Regions from separate parts of the Homo sapiens genome. Here regions 1, 2, 3 and 4 are each linked to region 5. Evidence: chromatin contacts called from ENCODE Hi-C or POLR2A ChIA-PET data. All regions are on one chromosome and are shown on one strand. The core of a region is the stretch at or near the end of the contact, and the rest is flanking DNA. Distances in the headings are between cores, read along the strand shown. Region 1 has its middle 110 kb from the start of LINC01710. Region 2 overlaps LOC105372924 (a long non-coding RNA gene). Region 3 holds the start of LYPLAL1-AS1 (LYPLAL1 antisense RNA 1). Region 4 has its middle 110 kb from the start of LINC02869. Region 5 has its middle 110 kb from the start of LYPLAL1-DT.

Region 1 (2,700 bases), core at 7-2,506, 260 kb before region 5:
ATCTTTCTAGCGAGGCTTGGGAAATTTTAGTGGACAATATCCTTAAGTATGTTTTCCAAGTTGCCTGCTCTCTCTCCTTCTCTTTCTGGTATGCCAGTAAGTGATAGGTTTGGTCTCTGTACATAATCCCATATTTTTGGAGGTTTTGTTAATTTTTTAAAAACGCTTTTTTCTTTATTTTTTTCTGAGTTGATTCGAATAACATCAGTTCTGAATCAGGCTCTGAGATTCTTTCCTCAGCTTGGTCTCTTCTGTTGTTAATACTTTGATTGTATTATAACATTCTTGTAGGGAGATTTTCAGCTCTAGAAGATTAGTTCAATTCTTTCTTAAAATGGCTATTTTACTTTTCAGCTCTTGCATCATTTTATTGGATTACTTGGACTGAGTTTCAGCTTTCTCTTGAATCTCAAGGAGCTTTGTTGCCATCATAGGGTGTTTTTATACAGCCTATATGCTAAAAATAGTTTTTAAGTTTTTACATTAAAAAATCAAAAGAAGATTTTTTGATATGCAATTACATGAGAATCAAATATTCACAATAAATGTTTCATTGGCACGCACTCATACCTATTTGTTTATATATTGTCTGTGGCTAATTTCCTGCTACAGGATAGAGTTACGTAGTTGTAACTCTGGCTGTGTGGCCTGAAAAGATGACAATAGTTATTATCTGGCCCTTTAAGAGAAAAAGTTTGGTGACCCCTGATTTGGACAATTTGATTCTGAAACTTATCTGGTTATTCCTACATCCTTAAATTATGCTGTTTTTCAAAAAATTTTTTTAAATTAAGCTACACATATAATTTCCAACACTGGGTTTATGATACATACATGTGTCAGGATTCTGGGGCTCCCTGACTCATTTATTGTATCTAGTGGTAATCCTGGAAGATGGGCCCATATAGCTATCAAGTGGGGATTTGGATATTTTGATAAAGTGAATTATGCAACAGAGAAATAAAGTGTGAGGTCCACTACCTCAGAGATAGAAAATAAATTGTTATATCTCTAGACAGACTTTGCAAGAACCCAGGGAAAATTGGGGACAAAACGACAACTTTAAGTAGTCTTCAGCAAAGAGATGACAATTGAAGACATAACAAAAATGTAATTAAAACCCAGGAATTTATACTCCAAAATGGACTATTTACATACAACCTAGAACAGATCCTCTCTCTACATTATAGTACTTTTCTGAAAAGGCTGACTACATCATTTGTCATTTTCTGGAAGTAAAAGGATGATGGTTCTGGTTGTTACTCATCTTCATTGATTTTTCCTTTTGCCAGAAATAGTTTAGGGTGGAGAAAAGAAACACTGGGCAGAATTGAAGAAGGAGGCATAAGAAGGGAAGCTAAGACTATTCTGGGCACATTCCTAACTTTTGTTGATGACTTCATGGAAAGCAACTTTTACATTCTCCAATAATTCATTTCCAGTATTAAAATAAATGCCAGGCCAGCAGCTTGATCCAATGTAGTATTTCCAGATATTTGTGATTTTGTGCCCCAGTGTATCAAAGAGAAAATCATTAACTGCCTCCTAAGTGCAAAGCTGGCACTTTAGACTTTTCTCTCTCTTTCCATCAGGCTATAAGAATTTAAGATTGTGAGTAGCCTGAGGCCAGAGATGTCATTTTACTCATATGTGTTTCATACTCACCCTAACCCCTAGCTTAGCATATGGCAATGATATCATATGCCTGAAGGAATTAATTGTCTGGTTTATCTGCCTGCTGTGAAACCACTAGTTTGTTACCTTAATAGGTAAATAATTCATTTTTTGTGTGTGAACTTTCAATTTTTTTGTTCTTGTTTGTTTCTCCCCAGGAATAATGTATTACAGTCTTCCATACCATTAAAAAATTCTCTTTTACATCTTATAGCCTGCCATTTAGACATTCTGTCCTCACCATCTCTTTCCAAACCCTAATCTTTCACATGAAAAATGAACAATAATTGAATGCCTACCTGCTCAGCTCATTTTCAAACTTTCTAATCTCCTATTTACCTCTTGGCCTCTTATAATTTGGGTTCCACCATTCCTTAGTCCTATTCTCAATTTTTTCAGAATTTTCTATTTCTTTTCATGTTGGTTGTATTCTTTCTATAATTTTCTTTTTTTAGCTTTTTAATTTATTTTATAAAATATAGGCTTATTATATTAACTCTTTAAAAATCAAAGCTTTATTTTATTGAAATAATATTTAGACATGGATTAGAAAAAGATAAATATAAGTAGTATAATGAAGAACAATAGTTTTCTATGTTTTTCCAGATCCTGCATGTTTACTGCTCATCAGAGGAAACCACTTTCGCCCCCTTTAGATATTTCCTACGGTATTTGTCTTATATTTGAAAATAATAAGGATGTTTGGATGTATGGTCATTTCTCTATTTTTTTAGTCTCTACTTTGAAAGATGAGGCATTAAATCTTTTATCTAATTTACAACTCATTTTCTTAGTTTTCATCTTCCCAAAATAGTTACATCACACATTTGATTATTTATTCTTTTACTAGAATATAGAACATTATGTTCAAATGTAATCCCAAAATCTCTGCCAAAAATTTAAACCATCTTTCAATATGGTCAAACAAGACAAGTTATCTTTCTGTCACATTATTCTTCTTAAAGACATATCTTGGAACCCTCAGTCCTTCTGTTCTAATTTGTTCTGGTTGTTCTCTAGACTGCC
Region 2 (2,784 bases), core at 104-2,603, 360 kb before region 5:
TGCAATTACTTTTGCAGCAATCTATTAGATATGTAGTTGCAGAAGGAGGCAATCAATGCTATGTGTCCCATGAACAGCAGAGATGACACATGCTTTGAGGCTTTCAGGAGATACCAAGACAACTTCTATTAAGGAAATCTTAGAATAATTCATAGAAAAGGTAACTGTAGAGATGGAGTTTGTTGGATGAGCAGCACAGAATTATGAAAGAAGAGAGGTTCTCAATAGGGAAAATGTGACCAATATGTCCACTGTGCAGAAAAGTAGAGGGGGAGAAAGACTGAACAAGGTTTGATCACAAGTGAGTACATTTGAGAGAGTATCTGTGTGTGTGTGTGTGAGAGCGGGGGAAACTGGCAGAAAATTAAAATTTAGGACGTCAACTGTTTTATCTAAATAATACCACCTCACATACTTGGCTGACTTTACCATGGAATTAAGCTCATGTATTCATTCATTCAATAGATATTAATGGATTGCCTATTGGGCCGGTACTAGGGATACAATAGTGAACAAAACAGAAAAATTTCCAAGTTCTAAATCCATAGAGCAAGCTAGAAACTCCTGAGCAGGAGCTGATGCTCCAGTCCACAGGTAGAACTTCTTCAGAGAGACCTCAGTGCTGTTCTTAAGGCCTTTCAACTAATTGGATCATTTCCACCCAGAAAATCTAGGATAATTTCATTCACATAAAGTCAACTTGAGTGTAGATGACTACCAAATACATTTACAGCATCATATCTACCATATAGCTTTATAGCATCACCTCGATTAGTGTCTGCCTGAATAACTGGGTACCATAGCCTGGCCAAGTTGACACCTAAAACTGACCGTCACAGATGACTCACCAATTTTTACCCAGTAACAAACTGACTGGCTTTGTGTGGACTATGACACCTCTTTCCTCTACCTTCTGTTTTTTTAACTGGCTCTTTTGAATTATGTAGATGGCTTCAGACTTGGATTTCCTGTCTGGCAGGCTATAGTCAGGTTCCAAATGACAAAATATTAATTAGGAGGACTGTGCATGATCTTGTTTACAAATTCATTAGCACTGGGAGCTTGGCTTTGGCAGTTGTTTGTCCTGATGCCATGGGGGTACATTTCAGCCCCCAAATAGCACCATCTGGATCTCATGTCCAACTTTGTGGCCATTCTAATCTTCATCTCTTTAATATAAGAAGAGTGGTGCTGCTCGCACTGCTGCCCATAATTCAATATTAAAATACTCCTTTAAGAACAAAATAGTGCCTGTGTGACTTGGTGTGTGTCATGGGGAAATTCTAGGGAGGAGAAATAACTGCTATCCACTTCATCCTATTGACCCCAGTGAACTCTGTTCAATAAATATTTGCAGAGTGACTGAATGCCAAAGCATGTCTTGAGTTTATGCAACTTGGTGACATTTCCACCGCTAAAACTGTTACTACAAACTTTATCTTGGAGAACTCATGATAGGTGGTGAAGTTGCTCCGAACCTAGGAAGCTGCTATTGGCCAAATTATGTGCTGTTGGAGAGAAACATTTCCTGTGTATTCAAAAAAAGTGGAGGCTTGGCATGACTAATATGGTAAGAATGTTCTCATCTTCTCCAGGAGAAGAATGGAGTCAGGTAGAGCTTTGCAACAATCCGTGGTCACAAACCTCAGTAGACACCCAGGTCATTAACTAACCACATGCATGTGGCACATGGAATGGAACATCCCAGAGCTCTGAAACCACAGGCATCTCTCTGCTGGATTAAAGGAAGCAATTTCACAGGCCCAGACAGAAAAGGGATGTGGTGATTTTTCAAACGATTCTGATTTATAGTCAATAAGGTGCAAGGTTATGATACACAGAGTAAATGAATCGTTTACACTCCTCCTCATCACTCCCTTCCAGAAGCTCTGGCTTCTGCTGGTTTCTAGGAAGATACCAAGAGTGTCACCTTTATGAGCACCATGCCTGGTCTTTGTATCTGTCATCCAGCCTCCCATCTGTGAAGTGATTCTTCAGAAACCCCTGACTTTGGTTACTAGCCAAGCCAGGGTGTGATATTTTTTCCTGTTTAATTAACAACAACAAAAAAAGGCTTGCGCATTTACTTTTGCCAGCTATCTGAAAGTTCAAAAGGTAAAGAACATTTCCGTCCACAAATAAGCCATGGAATGTATTTGGAAATTGAGTTTTCATCAGTAGTTGCTGTTTTGAGCCACTTATTCCACTGCTGAGGAAAGTGAAATGGGAGTTCTTTCCTGAAAGGGGGGGAAAAAAACCCAGAAACTTTGTATTTAGAATTTCACATCTATGGTAGAGGCTCTAGGAATTTGAGGTCATCTTTCTGACACTGATTTAGGCTAGTACACCCTCAGATGGGAGGTATTTATTATACCCATTGGTACAATGAAAGTTCAAATTTATACTGAAAGAAAATAATAAGATAAAGGCATGGCCATTTTGAGACCTTCTGATGATAGGCCATGATGGTACTTCATAAACCAACCTATCCTTAGCAAAAGACTCGTTTCATAAATTGCATTTTTAATTTATAATGATGCAAAGCTGAATGCCATATTTGCCGTGTAGGGCTACCCATTACAGACCAGGCATCCTGTCCATGGAACTTGGTAGAAAACCCCCAAAGTATCCCCTTTCATGCTGATCCAAGAGTCCAGATGCCACATTTTGTGCCACTTTATGAAGGAAGTGACATTTGAATTGAAGGCTGAAATGCAAGGAGGATTTAAATGACAGGGAAGGATGTAATTTAAGTGTCTGTCATCTGTCTGATCTCATCTCCCA
Region 3 (2,735 bases), core at 130-2,629, 490 kb after region 5:
ACTACATAGTTGGTCATTATTTACTGTACAAACCTTTTCATAAAGCAGAGAAGAGAGATACATAGGAATAATGGGCCCTTGCTAAAAGATGAAAAGGGCTTTCTATAGCTTACATTATCCCCTGACGAAGGCACTGACGTGTCCCAGTTGTTACACAATCTTATTGTTCTATTCAGCCATTCAGAAAGCTGAATGAACAGCCCTGCTCTGAAACTTTTAAAGGCTGAAATCAACAGGCCACTCATTTCCAAGGAAAAGAATAAAATTGTAACGGATGGAAATAACTAATTAATTTGTTAATCTTTGCAGACTGCCACGGTCCATTGCATATGCTCTAACCAGTTAATTAGTCTTTAGCCTGTAATTCTAAAATGTAAATAAGTGCAGTTACCTAACCCACCAGCTCCTAACAAAAATATCCAACTATTCATTATTTAATTTAAAAGGAAGAAGGCTTTGCTTTTCATTGGTGGTGGTGTTCCTGAGATGTTAACTAAACACCGTGACCTAAGTTTAATTTCATCACACCTTACTGAAATGGTTTTATTCTAAAGTATATGCCCCTCTCCCCACTCCAGAAAGCTAAAATCATGAGGCTTAACTAAAGTCAGATCTATCCAATCCAACAGGAGATTATTTTTAGATGTTAATGAAGGAAAGGGTTTTTGTAAACTGTAAAGTGCTGGTAGCTATAAACCACTATAACTGTAAACTTGAACAAAAGTACATTATTTATTGATGTTAATTAATAGTCTATTATTCTATTAGATTGCATTTCAGTCACTAAAATCATTAGTAGACTCATTCAGCCTTTCAAATGTGTGTGAGAGGTAGGAAGGAGATCGGTGGGATAGGGCAGAAAGTGGAAGCAAATGCGTTCCTATGGCATTTGAGAAACACGGAAGAAAGTCCTAAAATGTATCCAAGAGAATCACAGCAAGGGACTCCTCTAGCGAAGAAGAGGACATTGATCCCATGAGCTGTACTGGTATCTTTTATAGTATCCAAAGCAGAGCAAATCCCCAATTAATTAGGGTGGTCAGAAAATGGTGGGTTCTTATTATTTCCCCTCTAAAGCACTGTGGGGCCCTATAAAGACTGAGTACCCAACTGGCCCTGCATCTTTGTGATCACAGGGCCTTGAGCAAGATACTCATCCTCTCAAAATGTCTTTGTTTGTTTTTGAATGTTTATAAGAGACTATCTGAAATTGGATAATTTATAAGAAACAAAATTTATGTCTTACAGTTCTGGAGACTGAGACATCCAAGGTTGGCGGGGGGCACATCTGGTGAGAGAGAGCCTTCTTGCTGGTGGGGACTCTGAAGTGCCCCACAGGGTATCCCATGGAGAGGGAGCTGAGGGTGCTCCCATGTGCCCACTTAGCACTCTCTTCCTCTTCTTATAAGCCACCAGTTCCCTTCCCATGATAACTCATTAATCCATTAACCCATTAATTGAAGAATGGATTAATCCATCCATGAAGGCCAAGCCCTCATAACCAATCACCTCGTAAAGGCCCACCTCTCAATACTGCCACATTGGGGATTAAGTTTCAACATGAGTTTTGGAGAGGACATTCAAACCACAGTACTAAGCCAATGCTTCTTCCTCTACAGGGAAACTGGGAAACTGACACTTCCTGCCTTATATTGTTGCAGTTGCAAAGATCAAATACCAAGGTTATGGGAAGATGTTTTGAAGCCCCATATAAATATGTAATTTAATTTATTCCAATAAAGACTCATTGCACAGGCTGGGCACAATGGCTCACACCTCTCATTTCAGCTCTTTGGGAGGTCAAGGTGGGCCGATTGCTTGAGCCCAGGAGTTCGCGACCAGCCTGGGCAATATGATGAAACCCCATTTCTACAAAAAAAATACAAAAATTAGCTGGGTGTGGAGGTGTGCATGCTTGTAGTCCCAGCTACTTGAGAGGCTGAGTGGGAGATCGCTTGAGCTTGAGAGGCAGGGATTGCAGTGAGCCGAGATTATGCCACTGCACTCCAGCCTGGGCGACAGAGCAAGACCATGTGTCAAAAACAAACCAACCAACAAACAAACAAAGACTCATTGCACATATAAGCAATAGATCAACCATTTTCAAAGAGCATAACCAAAAAAAAAATCCAACACTACACAAATCTTGAATATAATTTAACCTTTCTTCGAAAGTTTAGAAAGTATTTCAAGATGAGGCAATGCTTTTCTCTAACATTAACATGAGCATCGATTACAGAAATGTTCCACTGAATTACATGGCAAAATTAAAATTCTGATGATTTTATGTACATGGTTGCTTGAAATATGAGCTATCAGTAGCTACTATATCCCATTAGGCCTTTCAAGTTCACATCATAAGTTGTATAAGAGATAGGACACCTCCATTGAAAACATCAGTCGACTTAGACGATTTCTGTCAGATATTATTGATTCAGCAATATAAGAATGCGACGATGTAGTCCCAGCTACTGGGGAGGCTGAGGCAGGAGAATGGCGTGAACCTGGGAGGCAGAGCTTGCAGTGAGCCTGGGAGACGGAGCTTGCAGTGAGCCGAGATCGCGCCACTGCACTCCAGCCTGGGTGACAGAGCAAGACTTCGTCTCAAAAAAAAAAAAAAAAAAAAGTCAACGAAAGGACATGGGTTTGGAGAGTAACCAGAGATGCTGCCAATTAAAGATACCCCTTACTCAAGACACTTTATTTCTCTCTGTTGGAACATTGTCATAATATAC
Region 4 (2,817 bases), core at 194-2,693, 450 kb before region 5:
TACAGGGATGGAGGAAAAGAATTGTTCTTTCTGTTGGGATTGCTAAAACAGGTAATTATGAGGATGAAGTGCCTGGACAATCATTGTTGGCCTGTAGAAGAAGCTCCTCTGCAGTCAAAAAACAATAATGATAAAGTCAACACATAGTGAGAAGAGCTGTGAGATGGAGAGACAGCTCTGGTTTGACATTATGACTCCTTCAAGCCAAATTAACTACAACTGAAATTAGATTTAAACATACTGTGCAAATGGTGTGTGTATGTGTGCATGTGTGTGTGTGTGCACTCACGTGTGTGGTGTGTATGTGTTATTCACATAATCCCTTCCTTATGTAGAACCACATTTCTCCCATCAGTGCCAGGAATAGACGTGTGAATTGGGATAGGCAGGCATCTCAGTTATGGTGAACTGTAAGGCACCAATTTCCACCCTACTTTTTTGGCAGTTGGGGTGGAGCTTGAACTAGGTCGACTTAAGTTTTTTTTGATACTTGGAATCAACAGTCCTGACTCATTAATTAACAGTAGGGTTTAAGATATTTTTGAGGGAGATATTTTTGAGTGGGTTATTTTTCTGTTGCCCCTCTCTCCTACCCTGTGAATGTTGATTTGTTGATGGTTTTGAATAATAATATCTTGTTGACATTGCAACTTGCCATTATTTTCTGATAAGCAGCTGTGATGTGGTCTCACTCTTTCTTTTTCTGCTGGTGTTTTCGATAGGATTCAATTCAATTCAGTTTGAGTCAATTTTTTCAGTTTAATTCATCTGGATTAGGTGCTCAGTGAGGCTCTTTTCTGGAAGGTAACCACTTTGCATTCCAACAATTATTCCACTTATAGAGGCCTAAAAATATGAGCCAATATTTCAGATTTTGCATGACAATCTATGCATCTTTTAGGTAAATCTGTTGAGCGCTGATAAAAATCAATGACTTGCCTCTGTTTTACCTTTAAAGCAATTCTGAAATCTTTCATAAGTAGAAGATAGGATTGGTGATTACAAGCTGATACTTGAAAAATTCACTGACAAGACAAAGATTATTTACATTGATATTTCTTATCCTGGGTGGTCATATAACTTTTCTTTCAAACATCACTGTCAATACCCTGATTAATGAAAGACTACAAACATGAGATGAAAGTATCAATCCTCTGTTTCACGTTAAGACTATATTTATTCTAAGTGATTATAACTGTACATTTATTTATATGAGTATGCCAACACATAATTCTTTTAAATAGAATCTATAAGTGGCTATCATAACCACCCTAGTTAGATATCACATGGATTCCAATGGAAGAAAAGACAAAACTGGTGGGACTTTCATAACTTTCTATTACTGCTCACTTCCTTTTTTATTTTCTAATATGACTTTGTTTTGGCTCCCATATTGTTGACATTGAGTGTGACTAAGCCTTTTCACTGAGGACCTTCTGTTCTCCTAGTCACTGCCTTTTGCTTTCCACCTGGGAGCTGGGGTCATCTTTCCACTTCCAGGGTGACTCTGGGTTCACAGTGAAGGGTCCTGGGTGGGAGGTTCTGATCGTGAGGGCAGGCCTGCCCAAAGGTCACTGCTGCTGTTGTAGGCACCAAGTCAATATCCCCAGCATGTCAACTGAGGACTTTCTCACATTTGCTTTTATTATAAAGCCATCTTGAGTGGAACAAACTCTATAAAATCAGCTAGCTGAAAAGTAAAAAATTCAGGCAGTCAGCTGATCCTTCTGCCTGCAGATCAGCAAATAACCATTGCGAGTGATGGCTTTTTCAAGATTACTTTGGATTGAAGCTATATATTCTGTAACAAAACCCAGCATGCTTGCTTTGATTAGCTTGATTGGCTAACAAAGTCATATGGAAAACAAAATGCATTTTTTTGTATTGACTTAAATGAAAATAACCTTCACCTTTTTTGTGACTGATTTGAATCCAATTTAATCTTGATGTTGTTCATAACCTAAGTGAGATTCATTGATGATAAGAATTACGTAAGTAGGCTGGGCGCGGTGGCTCACGCCTGTAATCCCAGCACTTTGGGAGGCCGAGGCGGGTGGATCACGTGGTCAGGAGATGGAGACCATCCTGGCTAACAGGGTGAAACCCCGTCTCTACTAGAAATACAAAAAAAATTAGGCGGGAGTGGTGGCAGGCGCCTGTAGTCCCAGCTACTCGGGAGGCTGAGGCAGGAGAATGGCGTGAACCTGGGAGGCGGAGCTTGCAGTGAGACGAGATTGAGCCACTGCACTCCAGCCTGGGCGACAGAGCGAGACTCCGTCACAAAAACAAACAAACAAACAAACAAACAAACAAACAAACAAAAGATTACTTAAGCAGTAAGATTCTTTAACAAGAGAAAAATTTTTTATAGCCTCAATTGAAGACTAACTTTCTTAATCAGCTGTACATTAGACTGTGACTATAAATATAAATTACATTAGTTCCTTTGGTTAAAATGACTTTCATATATGTGAGAAAAACTCAAGGACTAGCTTTAGTTAAACACTATTTATTTTCCCATCTCCAAAATGACAATCACTAGCAGTTAAATTGTAACTTTTAAATGAATTATTTTGACTTTACAAATACACAGGTTTATGCATAGAAATCTGGCTTTTCAAATGACTGAATCAAGTTGACTGGTGATCATTAATGATGATGCTTGAAAAAAAAAAACAACTGGCTATCCAAATGATAAATCCAGTAAATTAAGCATGGAATTATGAAAAATGCTATGCTATAGTTTAATGGGGTATTATGGCATAAAAAGTGTGAAATGTGGCTTTTGACATCAATCAATTTATAATCTACTTAAGA
Region 5 (2,700 bases), core at 96-2,595:
TTGAGTTTTTAAAAATAATCTGCAAGACACTTAAGCTGTATAGGTTTTAGTTTCTAAATTTGTGTTAAAATTTAAACAGAATTCATCAAAAAACATTTAGTGTAATTCTGATGTAATTTAAATTAAATTACATCAGAGTTTCTGTTTCTTTAATTTCATTTTTCTAACACAAGAGGGAAGTGTTCTAAGGCTCTAGATGAAAACACATACTGAATGAAAACCCCTATGAAATTAGGCAGGTATACTTAATTAAAGTTGCCACTTGGCTAATATGTTTTCCATACTCCCACACACTGTAATATCATAAATATTCTTTATGTCCAAAGTGTGCATCTTTGTGAAGAAAATTAATGGGTTCTGAGGAGAAATAAAACAGATGTTATTATTCTTTGGTGTTTTAACCATCTACCCATATCTTCCTCTTAAATGTCTGACAGCACTTTAGTACAGGAAGTCTGATATAAAGGGAATATCTGTGGCTAAAGCTATATACAGATGCTCAAATTATGAAATTAAAACATAAGGACAGTTTTGTTCCCATAATTAAGGTCTGTCCCTCACTTTCCTGCTTAGAAACTGAATTGCTCAAGTTCTGTCTTTTAGGCAGAGTTGTCTACATTCATCACATTTACAGATCCCTGACTGAGAAAAGTTTTAGCGTTACATTCAGCTTTGTTGCAAAAATGTCAGCATTGTCTTGTACTTGGGATGGCTGGTTGTGTGTGATGGCCAAGGTCTGCTCAGGGAAGGGTACTCTTTGTTTGACTGAATCACTTGAGACCATAGAGAAAAGGTGCCCTGGGAATAATCAGAACTGGCTGATCAGAGGAGGAACAGAAATGTGGAGCTGTCCAAAAGAGAGAGGTGGAGAACTAGTTTGAAGTCAAAACCAAGCCAAAAGAACTGATGAGGTTAAGAAACCAGCAGGAAGGTATACTTGAAGTGTAAGCAAGTGATGCTTAAGACTGAAGGTGTGGAATTGGGCTAAAGCTGCCCAAAACAACAGTGATATTTTCTTTGCTTCTCTTGGTGAAAGAGCAGTGTCAAGACTTAAACATTGTATAAGAACCATTTTGCCATTTTAAACAAATCAACACTTGCAAACCATGTCCCTCCCTGCCCTATGATTGCCCCGTGTAAGCTTTTGGTTACAAAAAGCCCTCAGAACAAAAAATGCAGGCCAGTTGTAAAGCCTTCATTCACGAAGGCCCAGCCTCAGGGCTAAATGGGAGAGTTCTGCCAGCCATCAAACTTAACAGCCTTTAAACATGTGCAACATTTCTCTAAGCAAATTGGTTCCTTAATATGGTAAAATGTGCAGCACCCAAGGGGAAATACTGGTGATCTCATTGCCCAAAACTGATGGAGTCACAGCACTGTATTCCTGAAAAGTACTCATATTTTCCACTTTGATAAAATCAGAAGCAAATATGAGAGTCAGTAGGTTTTGACATCCATTGTTCATTCTCACTTAACTTTTCTTCCTATATAGCAGAGCACAGTGGTTTAATTCATAGCTTATGGGATTTTTTTAATATAAACCATTCAAATTTTTTCTATATTAATCAGTGGTTTCTAAAGATCCACAGGGATAAATAAACTCTGCAAGCTGGCAGAGGTTTCTTGTGGCACAACCACTGGTAGTTATAAACAGTAAACAAAACATAGTAACCATTTTAAGCACAAGAGATTGCTGTATCACACAGGGCATAAATCATTAGCTTAATAATTTCAGCAGCAGTGTCTCCAAAGCAAAATTAAGCCAACAGTTCCCCCTGTGGCAATAATGAAGTACTGTAATTGTAAAAGAAAAAAAACAAAACAAGAGAAGGCATGATTATACCTCAGCAATGATTGAAAATCCAAGTTCAATAAATAACTATAGGAATCTCATCTCTGCTGCTCTTTGGAGAGGTGGGAAAGGGCTTGCCTCCAACCCCCATGTCCATTCTTGTAGGCAATTTGACATGCACAAGCGCACTTTCCCTTAAGCCCCCACAATTCACATGTGCTGTAGGTAGGGCATGAAAGTGATGACTTATAACAACTGAGAAGATGACAAATTTCTCTCAGCTGTATAGGCGGACATTATTCAGAGAATTAAAGAGCCGAAAGAGTGCTAGGCCCAAGACAGTCCAATGTTGAGCTGGGCCATAAAACCTGGATACATGTCTTCCTCATGAATTTGCCAAGTGTCAAAGTTCGTTTTTTAAAAACTGGCTAAAAATTTGGTGATTTGGGGTAAGTGCTATGGAACATTATCAGATAAAAGGAGTTCAGGGAGACCATCTTGATTCCTCTGCTGTGTCGAGTCAATACTATAGAATCTTCATTTTTACTCTTTAGTCATCCATTTTATAAAATCAATATAGTCTTATTATTATCTCTCTTTTTAAAAAAAGCTTTGAGTGGACACAGTATCTCTTTGAATTTTCTCAATAATCCTATGTATTTAAAGTAGCATTTTACCTTTTAAAACATACCCTATTTTTGACTACCTATTATGAACACATCTATCTCCTCAGAATGTATTTCATCTAAAAACTCTATGATTTAGTAAAGCAGAAGGTATATTATTTGCACAAAGCTAACTACCAGCTTGATTATCTTATTAGTGGATTGAGGAATGATTTGATTTGATAATACAGGGATACAGATTAAACTAGATTGTGTAGCGTCAGTGCCACTTTTACAGGATGG

What was found. A loop is a pair of places that touch in the nucleus more often than their neighbours do. ChIA-PET counts read pairs that join two places held with the same protein, here RNA polymerase II (POLR2A). Pooled maps may share reads with other maps.
Region 1: a map of PC-3 shows a loop between it and region 5 (3-fold over the local background). The contact joins two enhancer-like sites. A Hi-C loop is called at or near these places in 1 of 168 maps with a recorded cell type or tissue (PC-3). POLR2A ChIA-PET finds 5 or more read pairs at or near these places in 1 of 52 experiments (MCF 10A).
Region 2: a map of PC-9 shows a loop between it and region 5 (15-fold over the local background). The contact joins two enhancer-like sites. A Hi-C loop is called at or near these places in 7 of 168 maps with a recorded cell type or tissue (Calu3, MCF 10A, PC-3 and 4 more), 1 of 37 single-sample maps with no recorded cell type and 3 of 50 pooled maps. POLR2A ChIA-PET finds 5 or more read pairs at or near these places in 2 of 52 experiments (PC-9 and activated CD8-positive, alpha-beta memory T cell).
Region 3: a loop to region 5 is called in a map of prostate gland, with 2.3 times the contacts of the local background. The contact joins the promoter of LYPLAL1-AS1 here to the enhancer-like site in region 5. A Hi-C loop is called at or near these places in 8 of 168 maps with a recorded cell type or tissue (Caco-2, Calu3, MCF 10A and 5 more), 5 of 37 single-sample maps with no recorded cell type and 8 of 50 pooled maps. POLR2A ChIA-PET finds 5 or more read pairs at or near these places in 1 of 52 experiments (PC-9).
Region 4: a map of PC-3 shows a loop between it and region 5 (10-fold over the local background). The contact joins two enhancer-like sites. A Hi-C loop is called at or near these places in 3 of 168 maps with a recorded cell type or tissue (PC-3, endothelial cell of umbilical vein and mammary epithelial cell) and 1 of 50 pooled maps.

Annotation. Positions count from the first base shown.
Region 1 is chr1:218,802,940-218,805,639 of GRCh38, forward strand. No RefSeq gene overlaps it. Among named protein-coding and RNA genes, the nearest start is that of LINC01710, 110 kb to the right of the region's middle. Within about 2 kb of position 1,257, at least 2 of the 41 ENCODE cell types and tissues checked have a DNase peak (open chromatin) inside an H3K27ac peak, as active enhancers do; they include PC-3, where a contact is called at or near this core.
Region 2 is chr1:218,704,683-218,707,466 of GRCh38, forward strand. The region is part of intron 3 of LOC105372924 (a long non-coding RNA gene); the gene reads right to left. Among named protein-coding and RNA genes, the nearest start is that of LINC02869, 200 kb to the left of the region's middle. Within about 2 kb of position 1,354, at least 9 of the 41 ENCODE cell types and tissues checked have a DNase peak (open chromatin) inside an H3K27ac peak, as active enhancers do; they include PC-3, PC-9, Panc1 and 1 more, where a contact is called at or near this core.
Region 3 is chr1:219,555,945-219,558,679 of GRCh38, forward strand. It overlaps LYPLAL1-AS1 (LYPLAL1 antisense RNA 1), which reads right to left and starts at 1,380. Exons shown (of 4, transcript NR_135822.1): 1 at 1,247-1,380. LOC124904514 (a long non-coding RNA gene) reads left to right here. Exons shown (of 2, transcript XR_007066882.1): 2 at 1,249-1,763.
Region 4 is chr1:218,619,733-218,622,549 of GRCh38, forward strand. No RefSeq gene overlaps it. Among named protein-coding and RNA genes, the nearest start is that of LINC02869, 110 kb to the left of the region's middle. RefSeq lists an enhancer at 2,133-2,632. Within about 2 kb of position 1,444, at least 4 of the 41 ENCODE cell types and tissues checked have a DNase peak (open chromatin) inside an H3K27ac peak, as active enhancers do; they include PC-3, where a contact is called at or near this core.
Region 5 is chr1:219,065,471-219,068,170 of GRCh38, forward strand. No RefSeq gene overlaps it. Among named protein-coding and RNA genes, the nearest start is that of LYPLAL1-DT, 110 kb to the right of the region's middle. RefSeq lists a silencer at 943-1,143. Within about 2 kb of position 1,346, at least 5 of the 41 ENCODE cell types and tissues checked have a DNase peak (open chromatin) inside an H3K27ac peak, as active enhancers do; they include PC-3, PC-9, Panc1 and 1 more, where a contact is called at or near this core.